Regions from separate parts of the Homo sapiens genome. Here regions 2 and 3 are each linked to region 1. The links are chromatin loops, found by intact Hi-C in ENCODE. Cell type or tissue: K562. All regions are shown on one strand.

Evidence for each region. Peaks named below come from ENCODE experiments on the same cell type or tissue, not always from the same donor. Only the 100,000 strongest peaks of a DNase experiment are listed, where the experiment ranks them.
Region 2: it touches region 1 in a loop (2.2-fold over the local background); 4 of 110 quality-filtered maps call a loop at or near these places.
Region 3: it touches region 1 in a loop (2.7-fold over the local background); 2 of 110 quality-filtered maps call a loop at or near these places.

The regions. Positions count from the first base shown.
Region 1 is chr6:139,643,670-139,651,669 of GRCh38, reverse strand. No RefSeq gene overlaps it. Among named protein-coding and RNA genes, the nearest start is that of FILNC1, 120 kb to the left of the region's middle. RefSeq lists a cis regulatory region at 2,792-3,372. In K562, a CTCF peak has its summit at 3,029; a DNase peak (open chromatin) is centred at 3,089.
Region 2 is chr6:139,584,846-139,592,845 of GRCh38, reverse strand. No RefSeq gene overlaps it. Among named protein-coding and RNA genes, the nearest start is that of LINC01625, 110 kb to the right of the region's middle. RefSeq lists a cis regulatory region at 3,856-3,867 and an enhancer at 3,790-3,934. In K562, no CTCF peak of the experiment used is centred here; a DNase peak (open chromatin) is centred at 4,505.
Region 3 is chr6:139,442,104-139,450,103 of GRCh38, reverse strand. The region is part of intron 4 of LOC107986651 (a long non-coding RNA gene); the gene reads right to left. Among named protein-coding and RNA genes, the nearest start is that of LINC01625, 28 kb to the left of the region's middle. RefSeq lists cis regulatory regions at 826-954, 4,241-4,693. In K562, no CTCF peak of the experiment used is centred here; DNase peaks (open chromatin) are centred at 243, 913 and 4,463.

The DNA of each region.
Region 1 (8,000 bases):
TGCTACATACATCATTTTGTAGCCTTGTTACTATGTTCAGATAATTAGAAGACAGAGATACTAGGCTCAGAGGCTCATCACCTTTCAGGATACTGTGACAACAGACTGGTAGAGAAGTGAATAAATTAGACACCCCCTGTATAATCAAATCAAATTATAATTCAATGATCCAGTCTTCTGCCTATGAATCTTCATTACTGTTTGTAATCTTAAGAGTGCTTTTTAAACTTGTAAAACATTGGGAGTTTTTCAGGTTTATCTAATTAAATAGCAATTAATGTCAAAGAGGCATATTCTCATATTCATCTATAATATCTAAATGTCTGTCATATTCTCTGCTAAAATACAGAGACACTAAGACCCTGTGTTATACCTAGAAATACTTGTCTAATAGCTTCATCCATAAAAGAGGATTGGGTTAGTTTTGTAATCTCGGGGATTATCAGTGCATCTTGGTTGTTTATTCACAATAAGACAAGGCAATGTGGATAAGCGGGCCTAAGAACATGACCCAACGACCAGATGTGGCAGGCCCTGGGAGAGTCTGGCTCCCAGGAGAGGTTCAGCAGGGAAAGTGGCGTGTGGTGTCCAAGGCCTGCAGCAATTCTAACGTCTGCTCAAACATAATGACTGGGCACTTCTGGGAAAAGGACTTTGTTAGAATCATCTCTGTGTTCCTATGGCATTCCATGGAGACTGGCATATCATAATAACCCTTCATGTTATTGTGTGCCTGTTCTATTCCCCACTCCGCTCTAGTCACCTTACCTGTGTAATCCCATTCAATGCTCACAAAATCCCAGTGAAACAGGAGTTGCCAACCACATTGTAAAGATAAGGAACTAAAACCCATGGAAGCAATTAGTTCATAGCCATGTAGCCCAGGAAGTATGGAGCAAGCATTCACTGATTCGTTTTATTTATTGAGTACCTACTACATACCAGAAACTGTCTAAGGGCTGAGGATAGAGACCCTGCTCTCATGGAACTTACATTCTGGGAGGTCAAGGCAAGGGAAATAAACAAAGTCACCAAATAAATGCACAAGGTAATTCTAGAGGATATTAAGTGTCACAAAGACAAAACAGCACAATAAAGTGCCAGGAACTAACTGGTAGTGGGAGAAGAGGACTGATTTAGACAGGGTAGTCAGGAAGGTTCCCCCAAGAAGAAACTTTAGCTCAAAATTTCATGAATAGAACAATCCAGGAATGTGATGATCTGAGGGAAAAGAGTATAAAGGCCGGGAGGCAAGAACAGACCTGACATGTTTAAAAAACAGAAAGAAGGCACATATATATATATAAAGGTAAAGAGTGGTGCGCAGTGATGACAGAGGTAAGCAGTGGCCACATTATCTAGATCCTTACAGGTCATGGTAACAAGTTGGGATTTTATTCTAAACATGGTGAAAACTTTGTGGAAGATTTGAAACAAGAGAGAAATATGATGTGATTTATAACTTTTAGAGATTAAAAAGCACAGTCTTACTCCAAAGCCTAGGCTCTTAATCCTGGGGTAATGATGTGTTTTGAAGAGTTGGTGTCCAATTAATATGGAATGGAGGAATAATGATGACATAGTTCAAGAAGCAGAAATGAGCCCAATGTGTGAGAAGGGAACTGGAATTCATAGTAAGTGTAGTTCATAAGGACAGTCTGCATCGGAGGGATGGATTGCTCAGAGGTTCCTGGTCCCAGCTGTCAATCAAGGATCCAGACCCTAAGAGGAGTCATCTGACCAAAGCAAGCAAGCAGCCAGTTCTTGGATGGACAAATGTACTGGGAAGATTATCAGAACAGGAACAAGAGGGAGGTGGATAAGGAAGAAGCCCAGGATTTATGGGTACTGACAGAAGAAGAAAGGGAAGAAAGCCTCGGGATGAGGAACTTGGAAAATAGAAATACAGTTTGGGGACCGACAGGCAAACTCTGTGATCAGCACTGCCTTTTCTTCTGATCCAATTAGCTCCTGGGAAATACTGTGTAGAACTTGCAGACATTCACATTCTGTTTGGTGTAGGTAGTGCTGCATCTCTGGGTGAAATCAAAATGGAGGGGGAATTTCTCACACTGGGGAAACAAGAAAAGACAAGACAAAGGAAGTTGGGAAGGAAAAAAGCTCCAAGTTTAGCACAATTTTTTCTTATTAACCTCTGGTTCTGATTAACCATCTCCTTTATTTTCTCAAGGCACATATCATGCTTATTTAATTGGCTGTTATAAAATTTTGCAGGATTATTGAAGTCACAACCATAGGTAAATTGAGCAGTGCAAACTTAATGTAATTTTCATAAAGCTAATAAATTTATTCTCCCTTTTCTATCTTTTCTGCTCTGTTTTCTCTCCCTCTTTCTCTGTCTCTCTCATTCCTTCATTTTCTCTCTCCCGCCTTGCTACCTCCTTTCCTCTTTGTATATTTGTATGTACGTGAGTAAAATAAAATAACAAAAAAAGTTTGCAGGGAATCAATATGAACTGGTATTTTCTGTGAGTTTATCTTTTATATTTCTTTGAATATGAGAGCAACATTTACCTTTCTCTAGGCTTGAAGCACATTTTAAATTATCCAGAAATTCTTTTTGAAAAATCACTAAAAAGAATGTCTCCTTCGTGGCTCACTGGTCTTTTCTGTAAGTTCTTTCATTATTTGGGTATAACTCACTTGGATCTGAACACATGAAACCATTTAAATCAACCAGATAGTGGGTTCCCTCACTATCTCTCACGGACTTGTGTTTCAGTTTCTTCTTAATGATGTTTCTTTCATGCTATTTCATTTGAAGAGCCTTGCTGGAGAATGTAAAAGGAAAATAGGAGCTGAGGAGTTCTGCTTTCTGTGTGTCATCTGTTAACGTCGCACCATCTGCCCTGGGCAATTGGCCTATTCCTTCCTCGTTTTTCTGGGTAGTAAACAGATTTACTCAAAGGAAGAAAGAAAGGGGAGAACAAAGGGTGTGCTACATCAGAGGTGGGGGATGGGAGTGGAACGACACCCACTGGTGCAAGATCACAGGCTGCTTACCACATGCCACTGTTAGGCCCCAAATCCACTTGCTTGCTCCCATATCTGTTAAGGCCTCTCTGCACAGCTCCCACCAACGATTTTTAAGATAAACTAGGGGTAATATTGGACAGCAGTTGGCTTTATCTGTGACTGCCATAACCCCCATAGAGAGAGATCAGTCTTCATCTTTAGCTTTCAAAACCTGACTCACGCAGCCCTTCTTTGCAACCTTCCTTTCGCCAGTGCCCCCCGCTTGTGTAGATCTCCTTCCCAAAACTCACACCAATCCTTCTCTTTTCTGTGCCGCACCTGTGTGTTGCACAGATACCACTATTAGCCTCATCACACTGCAACATACCGTTTTTTTATGCCTGTCTCTTAGTTCACAGATTAGTGTATGCATTTGCTAAAACTGCTATACCAAATTGCCATAAATTGGGTGGCTTAAACAACAAAAATATATAGTCTCACAGTTCTGGAAGCAACAAGTCCAGATCGAGGTGTCAGCAGGGTTGTTTTTTCCTGAGAACTGGGAGGGAGAATCTGTCCCATGCCTCTCTCCTTGCTTCCGGTGGTTTGCTGGCAATCTTTGACATTCTTGGCTTCTAGAGGCATCACCCCGAGCTCTGCCTTCATCTTCACATGGCATTTTCTGCGTATCTGATTCTTTGCGTGGCATTCTTTCTGTAAGAATGCCAGTGGGATTAGGGGCTCACCCAACTCCAGTATTGCTTCATCTTGAATTATAACTGCAATGACCTGATTTCCAAATAAAGTCATATTCCAAGATACTGGAGGTGAGGACTTCAACATATAAATTTTGAGGGAACACAATTCAACCCATAACAATCAGGTTCCATGTTTAATTCATTTCATACTTGACATGTACTACACTGCCAAGTCTTCGCCTGAAATCCAAGGCCCTCAAAAATATACATTTAATTGGCTTAAATTAAATATCTCTTCCACTTTCAGTATAGATGCAGGCCAAATTGAGTGTATGAGTTAAATTTTTCTTTCTCAGAGGTAGCACCATTAGGAAACCAGAAAAGCTCTGAAAACAGAAAAGTCTCTGATCTCAAGAGACTTATTCTATTTTATGGTTTCTTGATGGTGCTACCTCTTAGAAAACGAGTGTGGCAAATACTACAGTGGTGTGAGCCCAGGGTATAGTGGGAAGCCAGAGGCCATAAAGATTGAGCTGGATCTTCAAAGGTAAGATTGGTCCCCTCCTATGTGCCAGATAATGGGCTGGATGTACATTTAGTCTCCTAAATGTGACGATGTACATCCAGCCCATTATCTGGCACATAGGAGGGGACCAACCTTTTGTTTTGACTCCCTTGGCCGAACTCTTGAAGAATGAGGCCCATGAAACTTAAATCACATTCATTCTGCAGATCCCTGCAAAGACAGATTTCCTGCTCCTCCTTCAGTTCACTTTATCCTCTAATGGAATTCAAGAATGATGCAATGTAGATGTGAACAGGGCACAAGACTCTCTTAAAGAGGCTCACAGTCTGGTGGGAAAATGACTGTGGCAAATATTACAATGGCATGAGCCCAGGGTACAGTGGAAAGCCAGAGGACATAAAGAGTGAGCTAGATCTTCAAAGGTAAGGAACGGGGAGCCAGGTGAGGAGGTGGGCAAAGATTTTCCAGACAGTAGGCATAGCATTACAGAATTCCAGAGGTCAGAGAGCAGCAAGTCATACCAGTGTCTTAATCCATTTGGGCCACTATAACAAAAATATCATAGACCGGGTGGCTTAAATGACAAATATTTGCTTCTCAAAGTTCTAGAGGCTGGGAAGGTCAAGATCAAGGTGTCAACAAATTCAGTGTCTGTTGAGGGCCCTCTTCCTGTTTCATAGAAGGCCCAGGATTTTATTGCCACATTCCCACATGGCTGAAGGGGTGAGAGAGCTCTCTGGAGTGTCTCTTATAAGGGCACTAATCTCATTCATGGGGATTTCACCCTCATGACTTAATCAGTCTCAAAGGCTCTGTCTCCTAATACATCACCACAGGGTTGGTGTTAGGATTTGGGGGCGTGATTATAAATATTCAGTCCGTAACACCCACTGTGCTGTATGAGTACAGCCCTAAGAGTTTGGGGTCAGATCAAGGGTATCAGGCAAGTTGCGCTAAGCAGCTTGGACTTTAGGCAAAAACTGAAGGGTTTTGAGCACTGGACTAGCACTGCCAGATTTGTGATTTAGAAAGATCACAGATGGCCAGGTGCTGTGGCTCACACCTGTAATCCCAGCACGTTGGAAGGCCGAGGTGGGTGGATCACGAGGTCAAGAGATCGAGATCATCTTGGCCAACATGGTGAAACCCCATTTCTACTAAAAATACAAAAATTAGCTGGGCGTGGTGGCGCGTGCCTATAGTCCCAGCTACTCGGGAGGCTGAGGCAGGAGAATTGCTGGAACCTGGGAGGTGGAGGTGGCAGTGTGCTGAGACCGCACCATTGCACTCCAGCCTGTCTCAAAAAAAAAAAAAAAAAAGGAAAAGAAAAAGAAAGATCACAGACTCCAACAATAATTTATGGATCAAAGGATATCAGTTAGGAACATATGGTGCAACCCAGAAGAGAAAGAGTCACAGGGACTTGTGCTGAAGATACACAGTAGAGACAGAGAGAATCAAGACAGGCTGTGGACACTCTCTAAGCTCCACTGAGATCCCCTGTCATCCTTGGTAACATCTTCTGTGTGCCATCCTCCAGCTGCACTTTTGCTTGCATGCCCACATCCACCTCACACCTGCAACTTTCCTTTGGCGAACACTTCTTGGCATTGGAGTGCCTTGCTCACAGGCATAAAAAAGCCCAAAGTGCCTACAAGTTCACTTTCTACACACCACCCCCACCACCACTAACCCCTCAAATCCCACAGCCTTTAGACAGAGTTTATAAAATATAAAATCTTAAAGCCCAGTTGCTTTGATCATGCTTGGGACAAATCCCAAGGCCCCAGTTACATTCCAGTATTTTCCATGGGCTCAGGCTGAAGCTACTCTCTGGGACATGCTGCCTGAAACTGCACCCTTCCCTGTCTTGCTTCCCTCACTCCTTTCCCAGGTTCTCCTGGAAGCACTTCCTTCACAAATCACTTACACACGAAGCCTTCCCCTGAGATGTCCTTCAGATGAACCTGTACTAAGACAGGAGATTGAGAGCTATTGAAAAAACTGGAGGTGTCCAGAGCTTAGTAAGTGACTGGATGTGGGAAGCTATATTATTAACTAAAAGAAAAAATATTCAGTGAAACTCAAACTATGTTTACAAACAAGTATGCAAGAACTAAAAGGACAAATACTACTCAAGTAGAAAGTTAATTTCATAAGTCCAATTTTTACTGTTCCTTTGACTCTGAGGGAAGAAAGAGTTTTTGCACCATTCAATTGCTCCAGCTTTGTTACTCTAAATTTAGGACACAAATAGGGTGCTGTGGAAATCCATCTTTCTTTAGAAGAATTTTAATATAATAGCCTTTGTATCAAGTAGCTAAGAATGGATTGGAATCCCAGCCAGATCCCCCGGCTGCTTCCTCACTGCCTGCCTCTTGCAATCCCCCCTCCCTTCCTTGTGTTCCCTGGGTCTTCTCCAAATGTCTCAGATTCTTCACGCCCCAGGAATGGGCCTGCACAATGTTCTGCACTGACTGTTTTCATTCTGGTCACCCCCCTCCCCTGACTGTCCTGAGCAATGTTCTTTCTGTCCTTTTTGTCTTTTTTAAATATGTGAGTGAACAAATGTGGGACACGTGGTAACATTCTAGGAAGCCTGAGCTCGCGAGGTAGGACTCTAAAGCACCGAGAAGGATGCTTGTTGTTACTGGTGGATTAAGCCTCAGATTCTGTAAACATATCTTAAGCATACATAGTTTACGATTGCAATCAAATAAAACTTACTGCAAAGGTAATGTGATACAAATGTAATGACAAGTATAATAAGTATTAGTTTGCTATGTGTTAATCTAAGCAAGTCATATAAATGCCATTCAATACTTTTTACATAGGCAGCGTAAATATGTCATTTTTATGCTCCTTTTAGAGAGACTGTAATCAGTATTCAGGCAAATCAACAATTCCCCAATCACACACAATTTAAACAACAAAGTTCCTAAATTTTACTCCTCAGTAATTATCATCCACCTACATTTGAGGGCCTATTTTATGCCGAGCACTGTGCTAGGTGCTGTAGACACAAGGAAAATGACAACATCGTCTCCGTCATCAAGCAATCTGGGTTCTCACTCCCAGCCCCTGCACCTGGGACTAAACATTTCTGGGTTCCACTCCTACTCTCCCAGTTCTTTCATCGCCAGACTTTGCCCTTCATCAGAACATTTCCTTGCACAGTAGCTCATGGTCTCTGTCCCCCAACTCCAGCCTCAGGCCCCAAGACTATAGAAACTGTGGCTCATATCCCCACAGCTTATCTGCTAGGTAAGGCAGGGTGCCAGCAGAACTGTTACTGCAGTGATCTTAGGATAGAGCACATACAAAAAAAAGAAACATGGCACGGTGAAAGGGCCTCAGACAATTAGGGGTGGAAAGTACACAGGAGATGGGGCAGGGCTATGAGAATAGCGAAGAGCAGGCACGGGACAGAGAGGGGCAGCTTGTCCTCTCTTAACATGGCTGTCCCTCTGGGCCCAGGAGCCGTCCTCACTGGGAAGGGATTAGGAGGGTTCTTCCTTCTGAGCAGAACTGAAAGGAATCCAGCAGTGAGGGCAGAGATGATAAAACAAATAATAGTGTGTACTAGGAGCTTGCTAAGCCCCAAATCCATTATTTTGTTTAATCTTCAGAAGCACTCTGAAGAGTTGCTACTGCTGTTTAGCAGATGAGAAACCCAAGATTTAAAAACATGACCAAAATCAAGAAACAAGTAAGTGGCAAAACAAGGGTTAATTCAAACTTCAAACTCAAAGTTCTTTTTTTTTTTTTTTTTTTTTTTTTTGAGACGGAGTTTTGCTCTT
Region 2 (8,000 bases), 59 kb after region 1:
GATAAAGAGAAGAGTCCTACTTTGACCTCAAGGCTCATGTGTCTGGCCCTCTCCTGCCTCGGCTGTCACCAAGCTGCCGTTGGCCTCTTCTCTGCTCCCCCGACCATCTTTCTGTCATTCCCTTGCCCCATCCCAACTCAGGCCTCCAAATCTGCTACTTAACCTGGAATTCTCTTCATTTCCTTCTTGAATGATTTTGTTTCCCTTCAACCTTCACCTTTCAGCATTTATCACTTCCTCAGGAAAATCCGCCTTGAACCCTGGATTAAGTTCAATCTCTCTTATTATCTGTACTCATAGCATGTGCTTTTACCTCCTTGCACTTATCAGAGCTGTGATTTTACATCTATTGATGTAATTGTTTGATTAAAGGCTATTTATCCCTCTAAGTCTAGACTGTAAACTCCAGGAGGCCTGTTCCAGGTCTATTTCTGCTCACCAGTGTGTTCTTAATGCCCTGTCTAGTGCATGGCACATAATAGATATTCACTAAATAGATGTGGAGTGAATAAATACATGAATGAAATATGACGGGGGGGTGGTTCTCTCAGGCTCTAGATAAGGTATTTTAGGGGTTAATCCTCCCTGAGCATGGGAGACATGATGTTTATGTGTACATCCAGCCATTCACAAATAAGGAATGACCACAAGTGAGGAAGTCCCTGTATTCATCTGAAAGTTAAAATATTTATGCAACTCAGTGTGTTTTTCCATCCTTTCTCTCCAGCTATCCTCCTTTCCTTTCATATGAGATTTATTCTAAGAGCCTTGGACTGAATTTTTTAGTGTAATTGAGAAGACAGGAGGTTCTGTCCTCCAATAGAACACATACTTCCTCTCCTTAAAACAGAAAAATACTTTAGAAAGCTAAACTGTTCACAGAACACTCGATTTAGAATTGTCAGGGAGAAAAAAAAAAGAATCAAATCAGAAAGTAGCCTCTTTGCCTTACTTTCACGGTTCCAATTAAATAACAGTAGATCAGGAAAATAAATGTGCCTAATTATAAAGTTTGTAGGACCTTGAGGGGTTTCATGACAGGGAGCACTTGTCTTCTTAAATGGGATTTACTCTAATGGGGTTAGCCTCCTAAGAATAGACTTGTATTTGTGCTTTGTGCTTCTTACCCTAAGGGGTTAACACAGAATGTGGGAACTTGTTCAGTACCCACTTCCGTGTGTCCTGCTAAAGTAAAAAAGAATTGCTTATAAGGGCAGAAAATGTCATCATTTTTGCACTTGCCCTGACCCTAGCATCTAAAAATACAAAATGCTGGAGTTTCCATAGCAGGTGACTTTTAAAAAAACGTGAAGAGGGCTAATTGTTTAAGGTCTAAATGTAGTCCATAGAAGAGAACAGAAATAGAGAGGTGTCTCTCTAAATGACCTAGCTTGTATAAAACCAGGCATACAATTCATTTAAAGGACTTTTTGTCTCGGCATTTTTCCTCTAGATTTAAAGAGAAGCATTTCTTTTTCAGCACAATGGATAATAGTGTCATCTTGGCTACCTTCTGTCTATAAGTGGGGTTAATTTTAGCCTGATCCTCATGTTGAGCACATGGAAGAGTTTATATTACTCATCAACCTTTGCTAGAAGCCTAAGATAGCCTTTAAGTCTCGGAAAAAGTAGCTCCTGTTTGAAGAGATTCTCCTGCCACATGCTGAAGTCAGAGAGGGTAGCTGTGAACCTAGAAAAGGCTGCACCTGTTATTGTATACACCATTGCTGCTAACTTTGGCCTTTCCTTTCAGTTTAAATTTTTTCCCTTTGATATATACTCTATTTCTTAGTTTAAATACACATTTCAAAACACTTCCTTCGGGTAATTGAAGTGAAATTGATCATTCTTCAAATGTAAGTTTTTAATTGACTTCCTCCTTCCTGACTAGGAAATTAACTTTCAGTCCTCCCTTATTTGATCTGTTTAACAGGGCATGTAACACCTTCCAGACAGCAAGATTTAATGAGATCCTAAATGCCGAAGACTTCACCTGATAGAGGCTCAACATTCCCACCTAACTTTTAAAGATACAACAATCAAACTTACAACTGAATTCTAGCTGCAAAACATATTGATTGACATCATTGTCCATAATATATTGAAACGGTCAGCTATTGTCTTGCTCCTCTCCGCCAGTTGCAAAGCACTCTTTAAAAATCAATTGCCTTCTCCCTGTGCAGAATTGCCAGAAGTAGATATCTGATGCCTGAGCTGTAAGCATATTTATTCATTTTCAGTCTCATTTCTGTTGTTTATAATGATTTCAATGAAAATTGAAATCTAATGTTTGAACTGAAAGGGATCAATAACATCTGAGAACAACTATGCTCAAAGATTTCACAGCCCTTTCCTTACAAGAGGTTGTTGTTTTTCATGCTGGTTGTTTGCCAAACTGCCACCTGGACAACCAGGTTGGTGACCAAACAGGTGATAATGCTCTCACAGTTTCACAGAAAACGCACCCAGAACTACCATTGCCACACTGCAGTTCCTTGACTTTAAGTGCTTTATAGATTTTTCTGTTGTTCATGTGGTTATAGTCCAACACTATGAAAAACAAGCTCTAGGATCCCAGATCTCAGTCTACAAAGGTAGGTTTTACTTCTCAGAAGGAAACAGATCTCCAAATCCCAGAATGTAGTACAGTTGTGACCTTCGGGGAATTCTACTGCCTACAACAGCTTATTTTCCTAGGAAGGAAACTTCTAGATTTTCTTTGGAGATACTCCTTACCATGGGGAAAATTTTCTGACTGTGACCCCCTAAATGCTTCCATAAAGTAGTCTCAATCAATGACATAAATATATTTGGTGACACTGTACACACACACCCAGTGTGCACATATACTCTGACCTCCACCAAAGATAGAATTTTTCATGGAAATAAGATTTTTCTTAGCGATTGATTTTCCTGGAAGGAATTTAATTAATTAGCATTCTCTTCCTCCAACGTTTGCTTCATTTGCTTTTCTTTCTCTTGCCAACATTCTGTCCTATCACCTGTGTTAAAGACACCGAGATTTACACCCCTGACTTTTTTCTACGTATTTTATCATAATTTCATTATTGTTTTCATTTTCCATATCATATATTCCGTTTGGTTTTTAAATAGGTCTTTTAATATCTTGGAAATAAAGGGTCAGCTGGGCAATAGAAACAGGAGGAAATAGAGCCTTGTCATGTTTGTAAAAAGAAAAGATGAAGCCAGATGAAAATTGCAAGATCTGTTACCTTATTACATCCGTATTTTCCCCTGACCGAGTGTAATACTTTAAACTTTTTTCCTCCCTGGTTCTCATAGAACTGACACATTGCAGGTGCCACAGTTTAGATTTAACAATGAAAAAAAAGTCCATCTCTTTTCTAGTTCAGCAGGAAAGACATCACAAAAGATAGAGTTATCATGAGCTAATTACAGTCCTTGAAAATTACCTTTGTGCTTAGCAAATATGCATTTTTTTTCTTTGCTGGTGATGAAGAAGTTGGCAGTTTAAATAAAAAACACTATTTAAAGTAACAGAGTACAGTTACATAACCTTTTCACATAAATCACACAATAACTCTTTGTGCTTTGAAAAAAAAAAAAAAAGAACCGCAGTGCGTGTTAAGAAGATTTATTTATATAATAATCTATGCAAAGGATTTTTTTTCTCTTTTTATAAAAGTGGGATGTTCTTTTTTTTAAACCTCTGGAAGTTGCAGAATAGAGGGCAGGAATACCCTCCAGTCACTACTTTTAGTAGCACACACTCCAGCTACTAACGACTTCAATTCAAGTAGTGTTTTGGCATTACCACACACTTTTATTTCTAAACACACAGATAGAAAACTTCATAAAGGAACAGTCTCTGCTTATAAGTAAACAAAACTATAGGGTCAAATTCCAATCCAGTATAAAGATTCTTTTGCATCCACAAATTGCATCATGGCCTGAGATCATTTTTCTCTGTTTTGTAGGAATACTATTCCTTCAAGTATGTTTGATCAGTCATGGGGGTGGAGAAATTCATGGGACCATTGAAGCCCTGTAGTTTCTCTACTGATTCTCTATGGAATTCTTTAATCTTTTTTCCCCCTTCCTGTCCATCCCTCTTTTGTTCCTTTTAACCTTATTCCCTGATTTAAATCTAGAAGCAATAGTCTTTCGTTATTTACAACATTGTACCCACCGTTTAAAAACATCCCCCATATAAAATGTCCTGACACCAAATTGATCTTATCACTGACCAGTTCACTCTGAAGGGTTTCAGAATTGAAGAGCCAAGGAAATACGTAAGTTGCTAAATGCTAAGCTTGGCTCAAGCTTACCCACTTAATCCTCAGTCCACAAGATCACTCCGGGAAAAGTGATCTTTTCACAGAGATAAACCTAGTAGAAGCATTTCACTGGTCACATATATCTATTCTGATCCTTGCTGAACAGTGGGGGTTCTCAAGACAGGGCAACCCACAAGGGCTTTCTTGTGTGTCCTTATCTTTCATTGAGATGCTGACCTAACTTTTAAAAGCTATCTCCATGGAAAATTCTGGGCTCCACTCCAAAACCAATCAGTAGGAGGTGGCTCTCTTAATCAGTGGCTGTGTTCCGTCTTTATATAAACAGGTTAAGCCAGCTGCCAGGGCCTCTGTGACCAGTTCCAGCTCACATTACCTTCAGCTGGAAAGATGGGCCTGTACCAAAGCTACATTATGAAAGCTGAGAACTCTACCTCTCCCAGGTCATAGCAAAAGACCTGGCTGCTGTATGTGGTGATTAGAGTCACCAGTAATCTTACTCTTGTTCCTGAAAAAAAAGTGAATAAAATGTGGCACACCCTCATTGCCAGAATGGGTAAGATTTTACTAACCTGGCAATTAGCGGTAGCAACTCCAAAAGGAAAGATTTTTTAAATTCTGATTGATACATAATGTCGAGCTACTCATTTTCCTAACACAGTGGAAAAATAATAGAAGTAGAGATAACTTCTTGGTTAGAGGTGGAATAGAGTGCTTGTTGTGGTGAGATTTGATTAACTGGAGAGACATCCTCCCACCAGCTAATCCGAAAAGGGCTATCATTGCCCAGGATGGAGCTCAGAGTATCAGTTTGAAGAATCAACAGGCATGACTAATACTGGAAAGACACTGCTGACAAAAATCTGTTACATTCCTCAAATACCCATTCCTCTCCTTTGACCCTAAGAATGTTGCTCAGAATGATGTTAGTCCAAAGTAGCAGCAAACCACATGAAATACAACCTAAATAAATGGAACAATAAAACAGGCTTCTGGCCAGGCGCGGTGGCCCACGCCTGTAATCCCAGCACTTTGGGAGACCAAGGCGGGTGGATCATGAGGTCAGGAGATAGAGACCATACTGGCTAACACGGTGAAACCCCGTCTCTACTAAAAATAAAAAAAAAAATTAGCCAGGCATGGTGGTGGGCGCCTGTAGTCCCAGCTACTCGGGAGGCTGAGGCAGGAGAATGGCGTGAACCCGGGAGGCGGAGCTTGCAGTGAGCCAAGATCGAGCCACTGCATTCCAGCCTGGGCAACAGAGGGAGACTCCCTCGCAAAAAAAAAAAAACAAAAAAAAAAAAAACAGGCTTATACATGTTGACCAAAAATAATCCAGGCAGAAGAGGTGACACCATCATGACACCCTAAATTTTGAAACTTGCTTGTCGTCCAACCAATAAAGCAGGATCATTAAAAGAAACAAAGCAAACAAATGAAAGCCTTCCCATACAATGTATTTTTGTTAGGTATTAATGAAGAATAGTCTGTTCTACATTAATCATTACAATGGTAATAATTAGGGATTCCGGAACTCACTTCCAAAAGAAATCCATTCCCAGAGAAAGTATTTTAACATGATATCACATTGATTTAAAATCACTGAATTAAAGCCACTGGTTTATACGTCAAGCCATATTTGAATGGCTTGAATAACTTTTCTCTTTTTTGCTACCAGAATTGAATGCAAAGTGGGGAGGGCTCTTATGCTGATTTTATTTTTAAGCGCGTGCAATAGCCACTGCAATTCCAGTAGAATTCTTCTGTTTTTTATTTTTGACAGCATAATCCTACACCCATGGGAGCTGAGCTTTACAGGTGTTAAAGAGGATTTGTTGTAAGAAAATGATTATGATAGGATTTAATGTAATTGAAAGTCAAGGTACAGTAGCCATACAGTGTATCAGAGAGAGTGTCAAAACTTGCAGCGAGGGTGGAGTGTCTTTTGTTAAGTAAACAACAAAAGTAGAGAGCGAAGAAGATATTCTATCACAATAGGATCTACAAGCTTGGCCAACCTGATAAGCCTGTCCCACCACAGTGGATATCAAACCCACAAGTGCTAGAGTGCTTCCCTGGCAAGAGGGGCCAGGAATAGCTGCAACATTCCTACTACACAAGAATGTTTTGAAAACAAGTTATATAATAACCTGAATTCTTGTCTAGAACTTGCTAAGCAACAACCATAGGCCCTCTCAGGCTCCAGGGGAGAAAGACTCATCTCTCAGCCATCACCCTGGCCCTTCCAGTTCCATGACCTAGAGCCACTCAGTCCTTTCACATCTTCGCTAAGTTTGTCAATATGGTGGCTATGAACACATATGCATTGCACGCACATATGCACAGAAACACATGAAGCAAGAATTGTGTGGCTCCCCAAGTTTCTCACCCCTGTTCTTGAAAATGTCATTCTCTCTCTAAAAATTATAGGTGGATCAAACATGTGAATACTTTTCCATTAAGATATGGCTATAAGGATTACAAGCAACATGACTTACTTTAGGCTCATAAAGTAATTATAAGCACTCAGGACTAGAATTTGGTGGTAGCAAGCAAAAGGGCAAGAATAACTGAAGGCCTTTTTCCCTGTAATTATAGTGCTTTCTTTTACTTCTGACTTTCTTCCCTACCATCCCAGGGTGCCATTAGCTCATTTTGATCATAATTAATATTACTAACTATATTTTGGTTGGCTTTTCACTGCTTATGGTCCATGAGATGGGCAGAAGCAGAACCTGAAGTCTAAGGCCATATTTATCTTAGACAAACAACTGGAGAACATTTTTTCCAATCATTAATTCCAGTTCTTTAGTACCGTGGAATCCCATAACAGCCTTTGCAACAGAGACACGTGAGTGCAGACAAGACCAGGAACTTACTATTGTTGCTATCCGCATCAATATTATTTATGTATATACTTCATTTCTCAAGCATGAAAGTGATTTACGAAATGACACAGGATGTCAAATAATGTGCATGGACTTGTGAGTAACGTCTTTTGAGGCGTTGCTCTTTCAGCACACAAATTTCATTTTCACCTGCATTCCCAATATCTGTTACAGATTTAAGCATCACTACATATATTTTTTAATATTAGGTTTTCTTTTTGTTCTAAATCGTGCTGCCTCAAAATCATGAATTTCAGATTTATATCACATATCACACATAAGGAATTTTTCTCCTCCTTTCTCCTTTATTTGTGTGCTAGCCAATTCTCTCCCTAGACATACAAGATAAAGGACAATAGGGAAAAAAATTTTTTTTTCATTTATTTATTTTTTGAGATGGAGTCTTACTTTGTTGCCCAGGCTGGAGTGCAGTGGTGTAATCTCGGCTCGCTGCAACCTCTGCCTCCGGGTTAAAGTGAGTCTTCTGCCTCAGCCTACCGAGTAGCTGGGACTACAGGCGTGCACCATCATGCCAGACTAATTTTTGTATTTTTAGTAGAGATGCAGTTTTACCATATTGGCCAGCCTGGTCTCGAACTCCTGACCTCGTGATCTGCCCGCCTCAGCCTCCCGAAGTGCTGGGATTACAGGCGTCAGCCACTGCACCCAGCCAAAAAAATATTTTAAAGTGGAGATAAATTCAAACATCACCAGTCAGCCAGCACTGAACAGCAAACATATACACATGCATATCTGACCCTTGAACAACATGAATTTGAACTATGTGGGTCCACTTAGATGTGGATTTTTCAATAAAAGTTACATTGAGTGTCCC
Region 3 (8,000 bases), 200 kb after region 1:
ATTGGTCGTCAAAAGCTATTAACAAATAATGTAACTGTTGAAGATTTTTTTAAAATCATGCACATCCGATTTTTCTCCTTCTCTATAATATTGTTTTGGTTTTTCTCACAGCTTGACAGTTCTTTAAAATTAAAAAAAAAAAATTAAAAAAAAAAAAGGTTGGGGGGAGTATCAGGCAGGAAATAATCACAAAAGAAAATTCAGCCTCCTTGCTATGAGAGCTTTAGGATTCCAGAATCTGAATGTCCTTCCTGATAATGGCTGACAAACTGCTGAGTCAGAAAATGTTAAAAAGCAAACAAAAACAGAAAGGAATCTTAGTGAGATTATTGAGTTACAAGGACAAAGAGAAAAAAAATCTAAAAATTTTCCAAGGAGAAAAAAACATGGGTAACCTAAAAGAACAAAAATCAGTTTGTCATCACATTTTATATCAACAAGTACTACATAACAAAGAAATTGCTTTAAAAAGAGAAGAGAAAACTCTCTTGAACCCAGAATCCCATAACCAGAGAAAACATCAATCTAGAATGCAGAAAATATAAAGATATTGTTACACATGCAATGATTTATAATCCTTACCACCAGGATGTCTATTCCAGTGGAAAAAATTAAAACTACAAAAGAGCAATTTAAAAAGAAATGACATGGTGCAAGAGGATTTCATTAAATACAGAAAATGGGAGAGGAGAGGGAAAAGTAAAAGCGTGCTACCGGTTTGGTCATGTTCAGGAGAAAGAGGAAGTTATAGATTCAGATAAATTCTCCATGTTGATTAAAATACGGTAGATAGATTTTACTATGTTTGCTAAAATTGTAAAGATGGGTAGCCCAGACTCATGTGGGCAGCTTCCACATTAGAATGTGAATCTGGAAGGTGTGGTGTGGTGGGGGCAGCTATTGGAGGCCAGCTACCACAAGAAGAGTCTATCCAAGTGACCCAGCAGCTCTACTTTGAGGAACTCAGCCTCAGAAATCTTGCATGTGTGCACAAAGATATGTATGTAGTTAGCATTGTGGAAACCAATCCATGTATTCTTCTAAATGGAATTGGTTTACAGGGTATGCATTCCTTAACGTAGAACACTATGTAGCCATTAAAAAGATTGAAGTAGATTGATTCATACAGACACGTGAAGATATATTGTTATAAGAAAAATGTGCTAAAGAAAGTGTATACTGTGATCTCAGTTTATGAAATTAAAAAACTCAACATGTACGCATATATGCACATTTGTGTTTATAATGCCTAGAAAAAGTATAGTAAGCAAAATGAATGAAGGAAAATAATTGAGGATATATAGCAAAGGAGATTTTAAAATTTTACTATATACAATTTTGTATTTTGGATATTTTCTACAATATAATGTATTACTTTTGTAATTTCACAAACACTAATAGAGCTGTCAAGTACCTGAGATGGGTACAGTCTCACTCAACAAAAAAAGTCCTCTTTCAGACTATGACATGACTTGAATTTGTTGTCAGCTTATATTCTGTGAAATGTGGTATTTATCTCTGAATAGATAAGGGTCTTTTCAAGTAAACTTTCCATCTGAACACAACAGCTAAAAAACTGCTAAAGGGAGAGAGAAGCAGATACAGATTGTCAGGGCAGCAGTTATTTTACCTTTGGGAACTGAAACTATTTTTACTCAAAAAGAAAGTTTGCAGAGACAGCATTTTCACATTAGACTTCATAATGCTACACAAAACAAATGATTTGCAATGGAAAACATATAATAAAGTGGGTGCATATCAGTTGCCCTAGAAAAACAACCCAAAGACAACAATAGCCAATCTGTCTATCGGTCTCTCTTTCTCTCCACATTGATCCAACTTGCATTTTGTGACTAGATAAAAGGTTTTAAAGTTGAAAATGACATCATCTGGGCCTTCAAGGAGCTGAAGGAAGTGTGCAAGATGGAAGCACCTAAGTGGTTACTCATAGAACAATTTGGGAAGTTTTGTCATAGAGATAAATAATACAAAGTACATTCTCACTTGGCTACTTCATAGGCTATGCAGTTTTGAGCAAGATACGCCTCAATTTCCTCATTTATAAAATAGGTATCATGATTATACTCCTTCCTAACTGTTCTGGGGACTAAATGAGACAACACAGAAAATCCACGCACAAAGTAATCAGTCAGTAAAAGTTAGCTACTATTATTTGGGGAGGTTATTCAGACTCCCTGGAATTGAAACTTTATTATGGGACCCTGGTCAAGTTACTACATGGAGTCTTAGGTTCCTCATCCAAAATTGGTAGAGTAACTTTATCAGAGGCTACCAGGCAGAATGAATGAGATAATGTGTGTGAAAAATTTAGATCAGCAATTGGCACCTAAGAATTCCATTAATGTAAGTCATTATGTCTATCAAAATGCTTCAAAAAGAAGAAAGGAAATAACAACTAACTCTTCCTAAGAGTGACAAAGAACAGATAGCAGGAGAGCTGGTCTTGAATAATTAGCGGGAGTGCTCCAAGCTGGTGTGGTGAAAGAAGGATGTAGGAAGCAAAGAAAACAGCATGTGCAAACTGGTGGAGAATTTAATCATGATGATCATGATAATGGTAATAATAATAACAGTAATACAGCCTGTTCAGAGAAAATAAGAGATGTCCTATAGGCCCTAGGAAATATGAACTGGACTTCAGCTGAGAAGTTATGAGCCACAGAACTTTATCAATGCTTATGGAGCTATTAAAGAAATTAGAATAGGGCAGGAGTGTGCAGTGTGAGCTGACCATAAATTGATCCCCTAGAAAAACAACATCAAAGGGTGGGAGAAACCAGCAAAGGAAGCCCAAGAAGAAAGCTTAGAGAGGCAGAAGCTGGTGAAATAAAAGAGGCGGAGAAAGAAGAGAGAGTTTCAATAAGGAGGGACTGGTCAACCGTGTCAAATGTTGCATAAATGTCAAGTAGGATAACAAGAGAAAGTGAGGCCATTGAACTGCCCACTTGGGAGGATGTTGGTCAGAGAGTATTTTTAATTGAGTGGTGTTGGTGGAAGCCAGACAGTATTGGGTTGAGGAATTAATGAAATGTAAAGACACTAAGTATAGACCAAGTGTAGACCTCTTTCAAGAAGTTTAGTGATTTAGAAAAAAAAAAAAAAAAGTGAAAAAACCGTAGTATTTTAGCCTCATCAAAACTAGAAAATGAATTCTTAAATGTCCAAATGAGCATAATTCACATTTGGCAAAAAGGGTAAACTTCCCAAGATATAAAAATAAATAAATAAAAAATAGAAAACTACGGGGAGAAAACAAAGAAAAGAACTTACTACTTTGCTCGAATGGGATTAGAGGATTAAGGTGAAGGACAGGTGGAGGAGAAAATCGAAAAACAGCAAATTTGAAATGACTAGGAAATTAAGATTTTAAAAAAGAGGAAAGAGGAGAATGAGGAATCTCATGGATTTGTTGAAAGAGCAAGAGGCAGGCATAGACTGCCACAAATGAAAGTGATCAAAACAAAACCACTCCTCTCTGTCCCTCAGACTGAGCCGGGGTATAGTAAACCCAGAAAACATGGTCCTGATTAGAATTCTGTCTCCTGTGTGCTAAAGAAGCCTTAGCTACAAGTCACGGGCAAACTGCTAAGCACAAAGGCCTACGTTGGCAGCTGTAGTGGTTTATCTCTAGCTGCAGGTATGGTTCCCTCTACCCAGGGGCAGACTCTAGGTCCTTCTCTTGGAATATTTGCCCCCCAAGACAGTTTACCAAAAATTAGACCTGGCCTGAACTAGTCAGCATGAGAAATTTGAGAGAAATATGGGAAAAGACTGTAATATGAATGATTGGATTTTCGAATAAAAGAGAATATTGGATGAGTTTTTTTTCTAGCATATCTAGAAAAATCTGCCTTGAAATGTTTACATTAGCTCTTGGACCATAGGCCAGTGCTTTTAGAAAATGTGATCAGTCATGAGGTCAGGTGTTCGAGACCAGCCTGGCCAACATGGTGAAACCCCATCTCTACTAAAAATGCAAAAATTAGCCTGGCGTAATGGCCGGCCCCTGTAGTCCCAGCTACTTGGGAGGCTAAGGCAGGAGAATTGCTTGAACCCAGGAGGCAGAAGTTGCAATGAGCTGAGATCGCTCAACTGCACTCCAGCCTGGGCAACAGAGCAAGACTCCGTCTCAAAAAAAAAAAAAAAAAAAAGAGAAAGAAAAAAGAAAATGTGGTCAGTCACTTTGCTCTGTGTGGTTCTCCATTTCCACAGCTGTAGAATAAGGAAGATTAGATTAGTTTTAAGTCCTTCCAGCTCTATTATGAAATTTAATGATTCTGTCCTTTACATTTCTTTCATTTTCACAAGGATATCTGTCCCTGGTTTAATACTAATGTCCTATCTTCCTAACCATATTGTTAGCCCCAATTTTGTTTTAGTTTCCTTCTTTTGTCTAAAAGGAGTCAGAAAGTGTGTTAAAAGATAAGACCATCTTAGGACACCCTGGGTGAGGCCAGTTTTTGTCCAATCAGGAGGCTTTTATGTGGAAAACACCCCTTAACCAGGCTGAGCCTACTAGTTTGAGATAAACATTTTGATGAAACATTCAGTAAAGAAGAACTGGATCTTACATGAAGAAATTAATGCCTACGCCCCAGTGCAATAGTTAATTCCTCCCTGAAACATTTTCTTATTGTTATGTAAACATAACCTAAGTGGGTTTGTTAGAGATAATTAGAAACATTCTCTTAGCCTAGTGACTTGGGGAAGAATAAAAAGAGATGGGAATTATTAAGACGGGATATACAGGCAATGGGGGAAGGGCTAGTTCGCATGGAACAACCAAATATATCTTTTGTAGGCCAAAGACTCTGAGAAATTATTTTTGTACCTGCTCTCTATTTCTATTTCTATTCTGGTTACTAAGTGGACAGGTGACTTCTCAGCCTCTCTTTGAATACTTTTTTCTATGTGTGTGTAAGTATGTATGTCAGAATACCTTTGCATCTTGGATGTAAATGTGGACAAAATGCATTTCTAAGTTAAAATAACATTTAAATTGTGAATACCCAATTTTTAGAGATAAGAACACTGTCTTTTTAGTACAGTTTCATGTCTTCTCTCCATATTCTATTTTACCAACCTATTTAGCAAAATAGCCAAGACCCTCCTTCTGAGTTAGCCAAGAGCCTGACTGCCAAAATCTCCTGAAGACCTGTAAAGATACCTTTCTTTAGCTGAATCCTTGGCAGCTAAAGATAGATAACAAAGATTTTTTTTTAAATAATAGCTCAAACAGAAAGAGATCTAGGGATTTTGCTCCTGATCAATCTCATAGCAAAGAAGTATAAGGCCTTATCCAGGAACTCACAGTTTGGTACATTATATATAATTTCAGTGTTTGTGAGATGGCTGTTGCCTGTGTCAACCCCATATGAGATTTGGTGGGTCCAACGAAAGGCGTGGGGTGAACTCTCCAGGTTAAAAAGGGCCTGGCAGGGGTGGCCATGTTTCTGACTTGGGACACTCAGAAATCTGCACAATCCATGGTAAGGGTAACCTGGAGCTCCGTGAGCCAGCATTTTTTTTTTTTTTTTTTTGAGATGGAGTTTCACTCTTGTTGCGCAGGCTGGAGTGCAATGGTGCGATCTCGGCTCACGGCAACCTCTGCCTCCTGGGTTCAAGCAATTCTCCTGCCTCAGCCTCCTGAGTAGCTGGAATGACAAGCATGAGCCACCACGCCCGGCTAATTTTGTATTTTTAGTAGAGACGGGATTTCTCCATGTTGGTCACGCTGGTCTTGAACTCCTGACCTCAGGTGATCTGCCTGCCTCAGTCTCCCAAAGTGCTGGGATTACAGGCATGAGCCACTGCGCCCGGCGAGCCAACACTCTTTAAAGGAAGAGCTGCCAGGTCTGAGATGAGGTCTTCCTCAGCAGAGCTGGCTCTTTCCAATCCATATGGGCCACTCTGCCTTTCCCTGCCCTTTCAGAAAAATTTCATGTTTAACCAGCACTGCAGGTAAAAAACAAAAAGCCAGCTTAAGAGAGGGCAGTGCTCTAACAAACCTGCGAATTTTCAATTCTGGCCGAGATTCTCATGTTTTTTTTGCCTCTGACTTGATAGGAAATGTTAAGACACCAGCAGAGCAGCTTGGTGACTTGGTTTACCTCTCCAGGAAAACATTTGCGCTACTCCTCAAGGTTGTGAAATAAAATGGCCTCAGGTTGTTATGAACTTCCACGTTTGCATAATCTTTTCTCTAGCATTTAAAGTTTGTGGAACTAAACCAGAGGGAGACCTGCAGCAAAATCCGAATTCAAATGAACCAGGTGGAAGCAAGTTAGCACTATCGTGTTATGAATGAGGCTGCGCCACACTCAGTTACATGAGCAAAGAGGAGCAGCCTGCATCCCTTCTGTGAGACGCAGCAGTTTCTGGTGGGAGTTTTTGTTTGTTATTCTTGTTGAGTGAATCTCTAACAGAACACACTTGGGTGACCACTGCGAGACAAAGAGAGTTTAGGCTTTAATTATTCTTATATTCTGATTAGGGGAAATAGTTTGAATCCAAAAGGATGTCATTGAGTGCAAACACAGTCCTGGAACTGGGCCCGTTGGGCGTGAACCTCAGGAGCTATTAATCGACATGCTTCAATTTGTAAGTATGCGGGAGACTGAGTCAGTAGAAAAAAAAAATTTTAAACATCTGTGGTATTCTTTCTGTTCCAGATTAATTACACTGCTTGTTTGTTGATGCTGACCAGAATTTTCAATCCTCTGATGCTATGCTTGGAACGTCATAAGTATTTTTCTATGTGTTTATCATTGCGTCCCATGAGACTTTATCTCTGTCACAGTCTGCCTTTCATAATTTATTTTAGGTCCCAGTTTTGTTCTTTTGCTCACCTGCCTTAGACTTCTTGTTTTTGCTTTTATACTGAGCAATATGCAACTCTTTCTCATTGAGTACTTATTATTACTTTTAAGAGACACCTTGTTAATACACAGCCCCACGTACACACACATCATTCAATCAAAATGATGATATAAATGAAAATCCAAATGTGCTGTTTAATCAACTGGAGAGGCTGGTAATTATTTTCAATCAGCTAGGATTGCTCTGCTAGCTCAAAGAATTATTAATAAGAGCCATATTTGTTAATAAATTGTGAGCAGCCCTTTTCCGGGAGTGGGGGCAGGTATCAGGGCAGGCTATTTCAGAAGTTGTTGTCCAGCCTTACATTATACCCTAAAAAGCCAAACCCCTCCTTCTAAGTTAGCCAAGAACCCAGCTGCTAACATTTCCATCCTAACATCCATAAAGATACCTTTCTTGAACTGAATCCTTGGCAGCTCTAAACAGAAGAGAATCACAAAGATATTTCTTTCTAAAATAGCCCAATTTGAAAATGAGAAATGGGCAGGCCCGTTGCTGTCTGTAAGGCAACCGTAATCCCTAACCCTTCCCCCAGTCAGCTTTTGGGGTCACCTGCCCTTGTCTCATTTCCCCACCATCAATACCCAACAGTGTCTTGTGACTTCTGTGGCCCCAAGATGACCAAAGAGCTCCTGTTTGAGGACCCAAGCTCCCTCCCCTCACTCTTAGCCCCAACGGCTTCTCCTCAAACCCCAGCCTATTTACAGGCTCTTCCTTTCCTCTTTGCCAAACACCTGAGATCTCAGGTTGCTTTGGGTCTCTTTCTAACCTTGCCACAATCCATTCTGTTCCCTGGAGTTTTCTCTCTTTAGGCTGAGGAGAGTGAGGCCTCCTGTGCTTCTTTCTGCTCACTTCCTTCCTCCTTCTCGTGATAAGCCCACAGCTCTTTTCGTTTCGTGGGTTTTACTGAGAATTACCAAGGAGGAAAAAAAAAAAACCAAAATAATTCATATGGAAGAGATGTGACTGTTTGAGAACTCCTATAATTGCTCAGCTCAGCAATGAACATACACTGATCACTTTTTATATGGTGATCATGGATGCCCTCTGAGATCCAATATTTATTGTTTCTGGGCTACCCTTGGGTGATCCTGGAAGCC